Regions from separate parts of the Homo sapiens genome. Here region 2 is linked to region 1. The links are chromatin loops, found by intact Hi-C in ENCODE. Cell type or tissue: IMR-90. All regions are shown on one strand. Links, peaks and the distances in the headings refer to the core of each region. The heading gives the core; the rest is flanking DNA. Region 1 holds the start of PIWIL3 (piwi like RNA-mediated gene silencing 3). Region 2 overlaps LHFPL7 (LHFPL tetraspan subfamily member 7).

Region 1 (5,377 bases), core at 123-5,122:
CTCCCGGGTTCACGCCATTTTGCTGCCTCAGCCTCCCGAGTAGCTGGGACTACAGGTGCCCGCCACCACGCCCGGCTAATTTTTTGTATTTTTAGTAGAGATAGGGTTTCACTGTGTTAGCCAGGATGGTCTCCATCTCCTGACCTCATGATCTACCCGCCTCAGCCTGCCAAAGTGCTGGGATTACAGGCGTGAGCCACCGCGCCCGGCCAAAGCGGTTTTTAAAGGGAGGATTTGGAAGGCAAAAGAGGCAGGGGGACTGGGAGGTGTCAGGTGGTGTGACCCCCTCCAGTGGCTTGTCCTGAATTATTTTTCCATCTGTGGAAGTGGCCGGCGTCATCATGGCTGGAGGAGGTGCATGGTTCGTATCAGGATCTGACTACTGAAGCTTCTAAGGAAATATGTGACCAGATAAGTGAGTATGGTGTGTGCTTACCAAACAACTAGGTAAATAAATGTGCATAAGGCATGGGGGCATAGAACAGGAAAAGAAAGGGGGTGGAGGTTCACAGCACATTCCAAGGCTGGATTTCAAGAGGAGAGGAAACACGTCTATACTTTGTCTAAGTTACATCTTCAGATTAGCAGAAGAGAGGAAAGGGGAAAGGAAAAAAAGTTTTAAAATGCGGTTTGAGGTTAGGCTGCTAAGCTGCTGGGTTACAGATTCAGCTTATATTTGAGCATGTGGAGTATGTATATTTATTTTAAAAATCTAGAGCATCTTGGTCAGCCACAGTGGCTCATGCCTGTAATCCCAGCACTTTGGGAGGCTGAGGCGGCTGGACCATGAGGTCAGGAGTTCAAGACCAGCCTGGCCAAGATGGTGAAACCCCGTCTCTACGAAAAATACCAAAATTAACTGGGCGCAGTGGCGGGTGCCTGTAGTCCCAGCTACTTGGGAGGCTGAGGCAGGAGGATTGCTTGAACCTGGGAGGCGGAGGTTGCAGTGAGCCAAGATCGCACCACTGTACTCCAGCCTGGGCAACAGAGTGAGTGAGACTCCCATCTCAAAAAAAAAAAAAAAAAAAAAAAATCTAGAGTGTCTTGTACATATCCTTTAATAACCTACTTTTAAAAACTTAATATATTTTAGATACATATGTATATGTGTACCTACTTACATCCTTAAAACTGACGTGATGATAAATAAAACCGCGGAATTTCTATCAATATGTAAATGCTCTTCTCAGAAAAGGCGGGCTCTTTGCTCCTGTGGTTGATGGGGATGATGCAGATGGTGGCAGAGGCTTCCATTTTTTGAGCATTCGTTGTGGGACCTGCCAGTGCTTCAAGCTCAATACACCTTCTCCCATTTAACCCTCACAGCTCAGGAGGGGGTCCTGCCGGGACCTCCACTGCAGACAGGAAAAGAGGAGAAAGTTGGTATCTTCTGAATTCTTTTGGCAAAAGGAGAAGGGAAGAGGGTTCCTGTGCAGGGCATGCAGGAAGGCAGGAGTATGGAAAAGGGGGAAGGGACAGTGTGTAATGCCCTCCCTGCTGAGCCACATGGTTGGAATGGAGCATCACAGCAGAGATGGCAGAGCCAGAAACCCTAGGATCCGGTGTCAGAGGGACACAGGGCCCAGCTGCCAATGTGTGGCCCAGAGCAGTGGAGGACACCTTGGTTATGCCCTGGCACACAGCTTTCTACTGTCCTGGCATCTAAGCCCTGGGGACTGGGGCAGTGGGGTCAGTGCCCTCAGCTGGACACAGACACGTGGAGCAGAACTTGAAAAAGATGGGCCCCTGAGCCCATAGGACCCAGAGACCCAGCACCCAGGGAGGCCTGGGGAGGGAGAAGGACGCCCTCAGCTAGCACATGGGGGCTTGAGGTCCAGATAACTGTTAAGGTACCTCATCTGATCTCCCCACAGGGGACACCCGGCACATGCAGGCCTCCTTCCTGACTTCTCTGCCAACCTTTTCCCCAGCCTTAAAACTTTCTCTTCCCGATGTCATTGTGACACTTCTTCAGTTCTCCTTCTAGTCCACTAGATGCTGCTGTGCACCCACCTAAGCACCACCATTTCTAATTCCTGGGATCCTAGTTTGGGAAAGACAGGGGAGCTGGTCAGCCGTTCGGATTTCCCAGTGGGTAGAATGGAGACTGCAGCCTTTGCCAGGGCTCTTCTCCACTGTGGTAGTGATTTTAACTCCAGTAGCTGTAACTTGCTGAGCACTCAGCACCTGCTGAGCTCTTTGCACAGATTGGCTCCTGTAACCCCCACAGGCCCCTGTGACATAAGTTTTCAATACCCAACATACTAGGAAACAGGGTCTCAGAGAGATGATATCACCTGCTCAGGGTCACACAGCACATACCTGGACAGGCTATGATTCCACAAAGGTTTTTGTCTAAGTCCAAATGCCAGGGACATAATATTGTCCTGTTGCTCATAGAAGTTGCTATTTAATGAGCTCCTATTATGCAGACTTTATTCCTTCAATATAAGATTTACTTACATTGTGAAATATACAACTACTTAGTACTTAATACTTATATTGATAAGATTTACTTCTCTTTATTAATATGATTATCAAATCTAAGGGTTTAATCTTTCATTCTGTTTAAAATTTAACACTGCTTCTTTTGTAATTGCTGCTTTTGATATGATAATAATTCTTACTGTTTGGTGCATTTATGATATACACTGTGTTATCGAATGTATTCCAGTAAGAGTAGGCTACCAACACAGTTCTGTTGGCCAACTGAGCACTATAGCTTGTTCATTAAGAGAAATAGGCCGGGCACAGTGACTCAACGCCTGTAATCCCAGCACTTTGGGAGGCCAATGCAGGTGGATCACGAGGTCAGGAGTAAGAGACCAGCCTGGCCAACATGGTGAAACCCCGTCTCTACTAACGATACAAAAATTAGCCGGGCATGAGGAAGGAGAATTGCTTGAACCGGGGAGGTGGAGGTTGCAGTGAGCCAAAATCATGCCATTGCACTCCAGCCTGGGCGACAGGGCAAGACTCTGTCTCCAAAAAAAAAAGAGGGCAAGAGAGAGAAATAGTCTTCAATCCTGAATCTTTTGGGCCTGAAAATTGGAAATAAAAAATTATAGAATAGCAACTTTTGAAATGTTGGTTATGAAGGACAAGAAAACCTCACACATCCACTGTCTCCATTATTTTCTAAAAGAAAGGCCATCTTAATGTAACTGAACACAAGTCTGGCTGCTCACCAGTCAGGATCCAAAATGCAAGAAGTGAAGTGTGCTGAAAGGAAAGTAACTTTCTTTTTTTTTTTTTTTTTTGAGATGGAGTCTTGCACTGTCGCCCAGGCTGGAGTGCAGTGGTGTGATCTTGGCTCACAAAAGCTCCTCCTCCCAGGTTCACGCCATTCTCCTGCCTCAGCCTCCCAAGTAGCTGGGACTACAGGCGCCCGCCACCATGCCTGGCTAACTTTTTTTCTTTTTCTATTTTTGTGTTTTTAGTAGAGACGGGGTTTCATCGTGGTAGCCAGGATGGTCTCGATCTCCTGACCTCATGATTCGCTCGCCTCAGCCTCCCAAAGTGTTGGGATTACAGGCATCAGCCACCGCGCCCGGCCGGAAAGTAACTTTCTTTAAATGTTAGCAGCTAGGAAATGACCAGGCTCATGCCTCCAAGAGACCATTTTAAGTTTTAGGGCTGAGTGAAAGGGTTTAAAAAGGGAAACTTGGCATGGGGAGCACGCAGGGGTGGTGAAGGGTACAGGGTCTATGTGTCTTCTCCCGGTGGCTATTTTGAGTTATTGTCCCCCTGGAGCACAGGTGGGTGCCATCATGTCTGGCTGAGGTGTAGCTTATCCTCCTCGAGACCATCCCCCTAGGTAGGGGAGAATTCTGTAGCTGGGTCTTCATGCTTGGTTTATTTTTCTTTCTTTCTTTTTATTTATTTATTATTATTATTTTTTTGAGATGGAGTCTCTCTCCATCACCCAAGCTGGAATGCAGTGGTGCGATCTTGGCTCACTGCAACCTCCACCCCTTGGGTTCAAGCAATTCTCCTGCCTCAGCCTCCCTAGTAGCTGGTATTACAGGTGCCTGCCACCATGCCCGGCTAATTTTTGTTTTTTTTTTTTTTTTTTTAGTAGAGACGGGGTTTCACCATGTCGGCCAGGCTGGTCTCGAACTCCTGACCTCAGGTGATCCACCCGCCTCAGCTTCCCAAAGTGCTGAGATTACAGGCATGAGCCACTGTGCCTGGCCATGCTTGGTTTATTTTCAAATTAGCCTCCCCTGGAATTTCTAAAAAGGCACATAATTAGATAAGCTACCATGGTACAAGGAGTGTCTGGGGGGAAGAGAGTGAAAAAAAGGGTTTCAAATACATTTCAAGGCTAAGGCTACAAAAATTAAAATAAAAATAGTTAAAAATGTATTTTGAAGCTGAGCTGCTCAGTCATATTAACGCCTAAAGAGTAAGAAGGACATACTTCAGAAAAACCTATGGCTCTGTCCAGGCAGGGACAGTTGATGTCGTCATACTGACACTTTTACTATGGAAAACTGACGGGTTTGAGTCTTGCCTTCAATACTTGCTAGCTGTGTGACCTTGGGTAAGCGGGTTCATCCCTCTGTGCTTCACTGCCCCCTTCACAAAGCTGTTACGATGAAATGCTTTGATCTACATAAAGCGCTTAGCAGGGTGGCTCAACAAGCTGCAGCAGTTAGTATACAGTTGGTTCTCTGTATCCATGGGTTCTGCATCTGTGGATTCAAACAACCAACTGAACATATACAAACACTTTTTTTTGTCATTATCCTTTAAACCAAGCTTGTCCAACCCACAGCCCCACAGGTCTCATGTGGCCCAGGACAGCTTAGAATGTGGCTTTGAATTTCGTAAACTTTCTTAAAACATTATGAGATATTTTGGGGATTTTTTTTTCTTTTAGCTCATCAGCTATCATTAGTATTGGTGTATTTATTATTATTATTATTATTATTTTTGAGACAGAGTTTTGCCGTTGTTGCCCAGGCCAGAGTGCGGTGGCACAATCTCGACTCACTGCAACCTCTCTCTCCAGGATTCAAGCGATTCTTCTGCCTCAGCCTCCCAAGTAGCTGGGATTACAGGTGTGTGCTAACATGCCCAGCTAATTTTGTTTTTTGTTTGTTTGTTTGTTTTTGTTTTTCAGACGGAGTCTCGCTCCGTCTCCCAGGCTGGAGTGCAATGGCACGATCTCGGCTCACTGCAAGCTCTGCCTCCCAGGTCCACGCCATTCTCCTGCCTCAGCCTCCCAAGTAGCTGGGACTACAGGTGCCCGCCACCACACCTGGCTAATTTTTTATATTTTTAGTAGAGAGGGGGTTTCACCATGTTAGCTAGTATGGTCTCGATCTCCTGACCTTGTGATCCACCCGCCTCGGCCTCCCAAGCTGCTGGG
Region 2 (5,332 bases), core at 333-5,332, 170 kb before region 1:
GAAACCCCATCTCTACTAAAAATACAAAAATTAGCCAGGTGTGGTGGCATGTGCCTGTAGTCCCAGCTACTCGGGAGGCTGAGGCAGGGGAACTGTTTGAATCTGGGAGGCAGAGGTTGCAATGAGCCGACATGGCACCACTGCATTCCAGCCTGGCCGACACACAGCAAGACTCTGTTTCAAAAAAAAAAAAAGATAATACCATCTGCAGCAATGAGAAATGCACGCATACAGCACCACACCAATTTTGCAAACCTAACTCCACACAAAATGACATACATTAAATAATTAAAATAAAAAAAAAACAAAGTGGCTGCTATAAACAGCATCTGTGTTCCTTGAGGCCAGCCTGGCCAATATAGGGAGACCTTGTTTCCACAGAAAAGAAAAAAGGTTTCTAATTAGCCACATGTGATGGAACGTCTCTGCAAAAAAATAAAAATAAATAAAAATTAGCTGCCCCAGTAGTCCCAGCTACTCAGCAGGTGGGAGGATCGCTTGAACCCAGGAGTTTGAGGTGGCAGTGAGCTATGATCATGCACTGCACTCCAACCTTTTTTCTCTGAAAGAAAGAAAGAGAGAGAGAGGGAAGGAAGGAAGGAGGGAGGGAGGGAGGGAAGGAAGGAAGGAAGCAAGGAAGGAAGGAAAGAAAGGGAAGGAGGGAAGGAGGGAGGGAGAGAGAAGGAAGGAGGGAAGGAAGGAAGGAAGGAAGGAAGGAAGGAAGGAAGGGCGGGCATATGTGTGTGAATTATTATTATTTTTTTTTTTTTGAGACGGAGTCTCGCTCTGTCGCCCAGGCTGGAGTGCAGTGGTGCGATCTCGGCTCACTGCAAGCTCCGCCTCCCGGGTTCACGCCATTCTCCTGCCTCAGCCTCCCAAGTAGCTGGGACTACAGGCGCCCGCTCCCACGCCCGGCTAATTTTTTTTTGTATTTTTAGTAGAGACGGAGTTTCACCGTGTTAGCCAGGATGTTCTCGATCTCCTGACCTCGTGATCCACCCGCCTCGGCCTCCCAAAGTGCTGGGATTACAGGCGTGAGCCACCGCGCCCGGCTATGTGTGTGAATTTTTAAAAGGTGCCCCGACTGGGTAGAAGCAGCCCTTTAGAACAGAGGAGGCTCCATGGAAGAATGGATAAATAGGCCGTGCGCGGTGGCTCACGCCTGTAATCCCAGCACTTTGGGAGGCCGAGGCAGGCGGATCACAAGGTCAGGAGATCGAGATCATCCTGGCTAACACGGTGGAACCCGTCTCTACTAAAAATACAAAAAATTAGCCGGGCGCGGTGGCGGGCGCCTGTAGTCCCAGCTACTCCGGAGGCTGAGGCAGGAGAATGGCGTGACCCCGGGAGGCGGAGCTTGCAGTGAGCCGAGATCGCACCACTGCACTCCAGCCTGGGCGACAGAGCAATAATCTGTCTCAAAAAAAAAAAAAAAAAAAAAGCGATAAATGAATGAACGAACGAACAAATGAACAAATGAAAGTATGCACGGAATATGAGAAGAGCCCTGCATGGACCAGTGAGGATGATGTGCCATGAAGAAGGTGGAGGGGCAAATGTTCAAAGGTCTTTCAGGGCTAACATTTATTCTAGGACTTGGGGGTTGTACTTCTAGAATTTGCTAGGGCAAAGTAACCCCCACTACCAGACCACAGTTATTAGTACCTCCCATTTGCATCTCCAGGCTCAAGGGGGGCTGATGATCTGGGGTCTGATCATAACACCAGATCCCTGGCTAGGGAGCACCTCGGCCAGCCCCTTTCTCTCCTTGTCCCTGCAGTCTCCATTAGTAATCTTCCCTGTTGACCCCTAGGTCAGCGATACTGCCTAATGTTGAGCAGTGTGTGGGTAGCTCTGGGGCTCTCTCTGACCTGCACCTCAGCCTTCAGCCTCATCTCCCCTGCCTGGTTCCAGACCCCGACCTTCTCCTTTGGCATCCTCACCTACTGCTCCTGGCCTCAGGGCAACAGTTGGAACCAGAGCTGCGTGACCTTCAGTTCCCTGGAGGATATTCCTGACTTTGCCTGGAAGGTGAGAGCTGGCTCACCAAGTCACTGGGTCTTCAGGGGCTCGTTTAAACTCATTAAGGCAGGAAAGCTGGCTGAGCGGAATTCGAGGAGGCTTTCCTCACTGCCTGAGTGTCCCAGTGGCTTCGAATTTGCCATTACTCTCCTTAGAACTGAGCATAGAAGTTCTTCAACCTGACAGCCCTTCAGAAACACCTGTGCAACTTTGCAAAGATGCCAAGTTCTGTGCTCCACCCGGAGCCCCTGTCTCTGTAGGCGTGGAGTGGGGTCCGGCTACTGATAATTTAACAAACATGCAGGATGATTCCAAAGGCAGCTGCCGGCCAATGTAGCACCTTCGTGCAAATTAGGAAAAGGTGCCCCTTCTTTAGGATGCTCTACTGCCATCTGCTGGAAAGTCACTGTAATCAGTTTGCAAATCTATGATGGCCCCCAACGTGTCTCTGAGAGTTGTGCAGTATACAACCTGCACGCTCTTACCTGGCCACCCTCTAAACACTGCTAGGTTTAAAAATGAAAGCTAAGGTGTTAAAGTCCCAGCTATGATGCACATTGCCAAAATCAACAATGGGGAGAATGGGAAAGGACTCCTAGTCCAGCACCTCTAAGGAAGAATATACAGCCTTCAAAATTGATTGTTATAAGGGTGATGTAACAGCAGCTACCAGGTGCCTCTCCTGATGATCCTGGCATGTAGCAAGTGCTTAATAAAGGTACTATATGCTGGTCAGTCAATGTGGATCTTCATTCTGGCTCTACCACTTAATTACCCATGTGTTCTGAGGCAAATGACTTCAGTTTCTTGGACTTTTATTGGAAAATTTATTTTCTTGGACAGTTTCTTTTTATGTAAAATGGAGATCATAATAGCACAAACCACATGCTGCGAGGACTCAGAAGCTGGTCAATGAGCAGGGGAGCATCCACCTGCCCCTGTCCCAGCCAACACCCTTCCTTCTGTCTCTTCCTTGCAGGTCTCAGCTGTGATGCTCCTCGGAGGCTGGCTCCTGTTGGCCTTCAATGCAATTTTCCTCCTGTCTCTTCCCTGCAGGTCTCAGCTGTGATGCTCCTCGGAGGCTGGCTCCTGTTGGCCTTCAATGCAATTTTCCTCCTGTCTTGGGCTGTGGCCCCCAAAGGGCTGTGCCCAAGGAGAAGCAGTGTTCCAATGCCAGGGGTGCAGGCAGTGGCAGGTAAATCCAATGCACAGGCACATAGTCAGTGCTCTAGACATATTTATGGAATGAATGAATGAATGAATGAATGAATGAGTCTGTGAGCAGAGCCTGGCCTCTCGGGTCAGACCTCAGAGATAAACCCTAGGATTGTTGACTATTCCTGGTCCTTTGGCAAGCCAGAAATCAGGGGGAGGGAGAGATGGCATCCTTAGTGTCACCCATTACTGCTCTTAGCTGACCCAGTCCTAATAATCTGTCCCCCTTTGTTTCTCGCTCATCCATCCACTTCATGTCATCCTTACCAGGGCCACCATACACAGTTGGGGATGTTGTGCACTGTGCAAGCATGCCCAGCTGAGAACTGAGAAGATGCTGAAATCTAGTCCATACTTCACTTGCTAAACTGTGAACCTGCAAGACTGCATCTCTTGAGAAGGGTCACTTTTCTGTAATTTATACATAGCTTTTGAATATACTAGCCAGGTCTTCATTGCAATCCTCATTCAATTAATGCTCCACCATCTCTTGCCTGGATTACAGCAATAAGCACCTCACAGGTCTCACTGCTGTCACTGCTCCCCCTTAGTGTCTATTTGGCCACATACTGGACAAACGAGTCCTGTTAACCTGACATCAGATCATGCCACTCAGACTGGCTTATCCACCCTCCAATCACTTCCCATCATACTCAGAGTAAAATCTGAACTTCTTACCGTAGCCTATGAGGCTCCACCTAACCCAGTCCCCAGTCCCTCACCAACCTCATCTCTTCCTTCCTCTGCCAGGCTCAGTGTGCTCTGGCTATTCTGATTTGCAATCTGTTGCTCATATACACCATGCTTGCTCCCTCTGCTGGACTCCTCTTTCCCCAGATTTTCACAGGTCTTGCTACTCACTTCATTACGGGCTCTGCTCAGATATCACTGCCTCCATGAGGTCTTCCATGACTTCTAGCTAAGGGATCTTCCCTCTCCTTAGATTCTCCATCTTCTTACTTTGCTTTATATTTTTCATAGCACATACTTACCTGAAATATCTAATCTGCCTACTTGATTATTGTCCCTCTTTCTCCAAAGAACATCAGCTCCATGAGGAGAAGGACATGTCTGTCTGCCTGGTTATCACCAGCCCCTAGCACAGTGCTTCATACATAATAGGTGCCCAATAAACATTTGCTGAGTCAATTGATGGAGACATGATCCTTGTCCTAGGCTTGCTTGCAGTGTCTAGTTTGTTGGGCGGCGGGGGGGGCGGGGGTTGGAGGGCATCAGTCAGTGGATATTTCACATGGTGGGGATGAGCAAAGGATGCTAGAAAAAACTCCAGGAAACACCTGACCCAGTGCATGGATGGGCCCAGTGTATGCATGGGTTAAGGCAAGCTTCTTGGAGGAGGTCCCACCTGAGCCAAGTCTGGAAGGATGAGTAGAAGTTAGCCAAGAGTACAAGGGCATTTCTGGTAATGGGAACCTGAAGAATAAAGGCATGGAAAAAAGGGAGCAAGGCATGTGCAGGGAACTGAAAGTAGACAAGGGTGGCTGGAGAGCAGCAAGGGAGGCCAGGGGATCTTCTGATTTCTTTTATGAGTGCCTTGGAAGCAAGAAGGTGTCCAGTCATTTCATTAGTATCATTAATGCCCACTGCAGCACCTCTAACAGTTTTGATGAATGAACACGTGACTGCATGGGTGAGCTAGTGAATGGATGAATGAGTGTGTTGATAAGTGGATGAATGAACTGTTGGATGAATAGATGGATACATTGGTAGATGGATGAATGGATAGATGGATGGATGGACTGGTGGATGGATGAATGGATGGATGCAAGGATAGGAAAAATTGATAGAATGGAATATAGTTGGATGGATGTAGGATGAGAGATGGGTGGATGGATGGATTGGTGGGAGGCAAGTGGCTAAGTAGGCAGATGGACAGATGAATGGATGAGTGAATAAATAGGTGGACAGAGGGATGGAGAGAATAAGTGGAGATGAACATGGCTGAGTGGATGGATGAGCAGATGGACAGAAGGGTGGAAGTGTAGTTGAGTGAGTGAGTAGGTGGATAAAAGGAGACATGAGCCAATAAATAAGTGAATGGATGGATGGGTGGGTTAGGGAATTGCAAAAATGA

The links. A loop is a pair of places that touch in the nucleus more often than their neighbours do. Peaks named below come from ENCODE experiments on the same cell type or tissue, not always from the same donor. Only the 100,000 strongest peaks of a DNase experiment are listed, where the experiment ranks them.
Region 2: it touches region 1 in a loop (5-fold over the local background); 9 of 110 quality-filtered maps call a loop at or near these places.

Annotation. Positions count from the first base shown.
Region 1 is chr22:24,769,360-24,774,736 of GRCh38, reverse strand. PIWIL3 (piwi like RNA-mediated gene silencing 3) reads left to right here and starts at 17. Exons shown (of 21, transcript NM_001255975.1): 1 at 17-415. In IMR-90, for the core only: a CTCF peak has its summit at 1,999; no DNase peak of the experiment used is centred there; H3K27me3 peaks cover 369 bases.
Region 2 is chr22:24,936,034-24,941,365 of GRCh38, reverse strand. LHFPL7 (LHFPL tetraspan subfamily member 7) reads left to right here. Exons shown (of 4, transcript NM_001388199.1): 2 at 1,814-2,031; 3 at 3,079-3,217. The coding sequence starts at 1,831. Among named protein-coding and RNA genes, the nearest start is that of LHFPL7, 8.0 kb to the left of the region's middle. RefSeq lists a silencer at 3,870-4,164. In IMR-90, for the core only: a CTCF peak has its summit at 2,419 (motif pointing left); no DNase peak of the experiment used is centred there.